Linked DNA regions of Homo sapiens: region 1 is linked to region 2. Evidence: chromatin loops called from intact Hi-C (ENCODE). Cell type or tissue: Caco-2. All regions are shown on one strand.

Region 1 (2,500 bases), 170 kb before region 2:
GTGTATTTGTGAGGCATATTGGAAAAAGACTATGTCCCACAGAAACAGTGGGACATAGTCTTTCATTGGTATGCAGAGGTCTCCAAAAGACTAAATGAATCAAAAATTAACTCCTTGAAAGATTCTTTGCAAAAAGCAAATGGAAAGCTTAGGCACCAGACCAAGGACATGACAAAAGAGGGCTGTGCTCTGACTGAACTAACTTCGACTGTTTCTTCTCTTTATCCATTTCTGCCTATATACTGAGTCCACTAACCTTTTTGCTAAATTACCCTTTCACCCTGAAGATGATGAAAAAGAGGAAGTTAGATGCCTTACAAAGTAAGACCTGATCAGCCAGGCCTGTCTGCTATAACTACTTTCACTCCATGGTCTAAAACTGAGCTTAAAGTTTTGTGAAGGACTTCCCTTATTCAAGGGAAAATCTCAAAAATTTACTGAGGAATTTAGAATCCTAATAGGAGCTTACAAGCCAGGGCTTCCTGACCTTTACCAATTTATTCACATGATATTAGGGCCTGATGAAGCTCAAGAATGGATGGCAGTAGCAGAATGGGACAAACCTGAGGAGGGTATTAAAGACCCCTCCAAAAGCTCCTCATGAGAAGGACCAAAAGTAGCTAGAAAAATGGCTGAGCCGGGCGCGGTGGCTCACGCCTGTAATCCCAGCACTTTGGGAGGCCGAGGTGGGTGGATCACGAGGTCAGGAGATCGAGACCGTCCTGGCTAACGCAGTGAAACCCCGTCTCTACTAAAAATACAAAAAATTAGCCGGGCGAGGTGGCGGGCACCTGTAGTCCCAGCTACTCGGGAGGCTGAGGCAGGAGAATGGCGTGAACCCCGGGGTCAGAGCCTGCAGTGAGCCGAGATCGTGCCACTGCATTCCAGCCTGGGCGACAGCGAGACTCCATCTCAAAAAAAAAAAGAAAAAAGAAAAAAGAAAAAAAGAAAGAAAAATGGCTGAAAACATTTTACATTCAATTTCTAATATTTTTCTGCAAAAAGTTGATTAGTCTGTCATACAATCTTGTAAACAAAAACAAAAGGATGAACCAGTTTGAGATTACAGAACTCGCTTAGAGACATTGTTTGTGAAACATTCTGGGCTTAAAGTACGGCAAGGAGTATTTCCTGCAGGGACTGAAATAGCATTAACTGCTCTATTATAAATGGACTCCGTCCTGAACTTAGAAGTTTAATTAAAAAACATAAGCTTGGATGGGAAGTTACAGATATGACTGAATTGGTGGCTTTAGCTGAACATTTTGAGAGGACTCTAGAGCAAGAAAAAGCTCAAAAAGCTAACAAGCTGACCCTTCAGTTACAATGGCTACAGGGGCTGCGACCAAAGGGACCTTTCTCATTCTCATTTTAAATCACAACCGAGAGATCCTAGAACAAGAAATTCTTTACCCCAAGATATCTGCCTTTATTGCAAACAACCAGGGCATTGGAAAAGGGATTGACCGCTTTTATGTAAGAGGTCTGCCAATAAGCCTCCCTTTAGGCTGAACTGTTTCTCCACTAGAGGGAGCCCAAGAGACCTTAGCCCTCCTGATAATGGCATTGACGGGGCTCCCAGGGATTCTCTACTAAATTGCTCCCGTAATACCTTTAAATGAACATGGAGAAACAGGTTAAAATAAATGGGGAGTCGTGTACAGTCCCGATGAATACTGGAGCTATTCTATCTACCATAAACCCCACTTTAATAAGCCAGTAAATCCCTAGAAGTAAAAAGGGTCATTTTTGTGAGGGTTGTTTGTATTTTTAAAATTTATTTTACGTTCCAGGATACATGTACAGGACGTGCAGGTTACATAGGTAAATGTGTGTCATGGTGGTTTGCTGCACCTATCAACCCATCACCTAGGTATTAAGTCCTGCACCCATTAGCTATTTATCCTGATGCTCTCCCTCCCCCTGCCCTGCTGCCTAGGCCCCAGTGTATGTTGTTCCCCTCCCTGTGTCCATGTGTTCTCATTGTTCAGCTCCCACTTATAAATGAGAACATATGGTGTTTGGTTTTCTCTTCCTGCATTAGTTTGCTGAGGATAATGGCTTCCAGCTCCACCCATGTCCCTGCAAAGGATATGATTTCATTTCTTTTTTATAGCTGCATAGTATTTCATGGTGTATACTTACCACAGTTTCTTTATTCATTCTATCATTGTTGGGCATTTGGGTTGATTCCATGTCTTTGCTATCGTGAATAGTGCTGCAATGAACATATGCATGCATGTATCTTTATAATAGAATGATTTACATTCCTTTGGGTATATACCCAGTAATGGGTTTACTGGGTCAAATGGTATTTCTGTTTCTAGGTTTTTGAGGAATTGCCACAGTCTTCCACAATGGCTGAAATAATTTACATTCTGTGGTGGGGGTTTCAAATCAAGTTCAAGACATTCCTGTATCTGAACCCATCCAATTAACATTGGGGCCCTTTTCAGAAAAATATACTTTTGTACTATGTGATGCTGCTCCAGTAAACTTG
Region 2 (2,500 bases):
TTCTCAGTTTCTGGAAAAAAAGCCTCATTTTAATGTCTGCAATTTGGGTTAAGGTTTATATAGAGGGCATAATGGGAAATATGAACAAATTGCATGAAACAAGATGAGTGGTAGAAAACTTAAGGAGAAGTCAGCTATATGGACAACCAGTCATAGTCAGGGAAAAAGTTGGGAGAGCAAAGTTCAAGTAGAGACAATTTGCTTCCCTTCCCCACTCCCTAGCTCCCCAGCTCATGTTAACAATGGTAGAACAACACACACACACACACACACACACACACACACACACACACACACACTCTCTCTCTCTCTCCCCCTCTCTCAATCTCTCTCGCTCATGAAATATTCTGCCTTTTGCATCCAAGCTGTTCTCACGGTGATCATTCAGTCATTTCTTCCATAAACTTGCCTTTTATCCTATAGTTGAAGTGACCGGCTTCACTTCAAGATCAGGTTTGTTGATATTTAAGCAGCTTAGAAATTCTTCAGCTATGGTATCCCTGAGGCCTTTGCTCAATCATCCCAAAGCCAAGAAAGCTTCCGCATTGTGTTGTAGTAATTTTTTCAGAATTTAGGATATGAATGCAGTTTTCTGAGCACTACATTACTGTAATATGATTTGAACCCAAATTTAGGTTCCCTGTACAAATCTGTCTGTTACTTCCCCAAATAGAAAACAAAGGGTTGCTCTGATAAGAGCTGTGAACCACAGTGAGGATATGTGGCATGGATAGGCCTGTCTTAACGGGCTCTCCCAATCCCATGGGGCTCCCCATGGCTCATTGCAACTCATGACATAATTCTGGGCAAACTTCAGTGTCCACATTGACCTATCCAGCCCTCTAGGAATTCCTTCAGTCATTCATTTCAAGGACATTTTCTTCACCTCATTTTAGCAACCCACTTTTATGCCAATACTCTGGACCTTCAATTAACTGTAATTGTTTTATCTCTGAAATCTTGAACTTTGACATTCCATCCTTTGATCATAACTTTTGACCCACTTTACTTGCTCTTTCATCTCATTGTAGCTTTGATTGTTATCTGCACTCCCATTTTCTTGGCTCTCTCCTGTCTTTCTCTATCCACCCAGAACTCTCTAGTTAATCATTTTAACCTCCTTCTCAGTAACTCCTCAAGCACTTTCTCACAACTACCGCCAACCCTCAAACCAGGGCCCACAGAACAACCCTTTCTCCCTGGATTGCCACGTGCTGAAGAAAGCACACAAGTGAGTTAATTAGTGTCATCACACATTTGTGATTTACAGTTATGGCTGAGCCCTTGACAGTGAATAAACAGGTGCATGGACTTCAGTCACTCATGTGAGTTGCTCCACATCGTGTGCCACAGGAGAGTAGCAGCAGGACTTCCTTTATTTAATGATGGCTAATACTTCTCCAGAGGAGAATTCTAGAAAAGCAGCTAATGGAACAATAAAATTAGTCACACGAGCCATGATATTTTTGGACAATTCAATAAAGCTCACTGTTTTCATTGCCAGACTTTCCCCTGCTACCACACAGGAATGTGACAGCTGGCTTTCTGGACCCTGATCAGAGAACTGTAGCCTTCTCTAGTTCCTTATGTCATTGTTGCTTCTTTTGAGCAACAGGATCCTACTTACAAAGCTACTTAGAAATCAAGTAATCATTTTACTGTAGGTATGAGGCTTCTCAGGGCCCGAATTGCCTACCAGTGGTAAAGGGCTCAGTAAGGTTACAGATTACTGCCACCTTGGTGTTTCTGATCATTTACCCACACCTCAACTCTCCGCAACCTGTATTCTTGATTGTTTTCCAGATGCAGTGCCCAAACGATAGTTAGAATCCTATCTTTAGGACCCCCTTCACTGAGGAATCTTGGAGGAATTGTGGTTCCTTCCCTAGGTGACCAACCATTCTCATTTTCCCAGAATTGAGGAGTTTTCCAGGATGCAGAACTCTCAGTGCTAAAACCTGGGGAATCCTGGGAAAACCAGGATGATTAAGTCACCTTGTTTATGGCTCCTTCCATGTTACCCCTAAACTTGCTTACATCAGAAAAATATCACTTAACAGCCTTGAGAAGCAGCATTCTCCAGAGGCTACTTGTAAGTCAGCCAGTTCTCAATTACAGCAGTTAATTCTAAACTAAGTCTTTTTATGTACTTAATAAAAATTATAAAAATAGTTCTTAGTTTAATACTCAGATGTGTAGTTGCAAATACTCTCACCAAATGTTTTACTTCCTTTATGCTGGGAGTAGCCCCCTATTTAGGAGGTTGGTGTATGTACACAACAAAACCTTTCTAAGGCACAGGCTGTCCATTCTCTCCCCTTTTTCCCACTCCACCCCACCCTGCTTTCCCTCTGCTCATCTTCGTCAGCTGAGAGGCCCACTGAGAAAAAAAACAAAATGGCGGGTCAGCAAGGTTGCTTCTTTGGCTCTGTTCCACCATTTTGCAATGTCAATCTGTGACTCTTTTTGTCTTCATGGCTTGCCCATGCCCTTATAGCTT

The links. Peaks named below come from ENCODE experiments on the same cell type or tissue, not always from the same donor. Only the 100,000 strongest peaks of a DNase experiment are listed, where the experiment ranks them.
Region 1: it touches region 2 in a loop (2.9-fold over the local background); 4 of 110 quality-filtered maps call a loop at or near these places.

What each region holds. Positions count from the first base shown.
Region 1 is chr3:151,466,968-151,469,467 of GRCh38, forward strand. It overlaps a transcript of IGSF10 not described here. Among named protein-coding and RNA genes, the nearest start is that of IGSF10, 7.2 kb to the left of the region's middle. In Caco-2, a CTCF peak has its summit at 1,510 (motif pointing right); a DNase peak (open chromatin) is centred at 1,554.
Region 2 is chr3:151,638,001-151,640,500 of GRCh38, forward strand. The region is part of intron 3 of LINC02066 (long intergenic non-protein coding RNA 2066); the gene reads left to right. Among named protein-coding and RNA genes, the nearest start is that of MIR5186, 73 kb to the left of the region's middle. In Caco-2, no CTCF peak of the experiment used is centred here; DNase peaks (open chromatin) are centred at 761 and 1,211.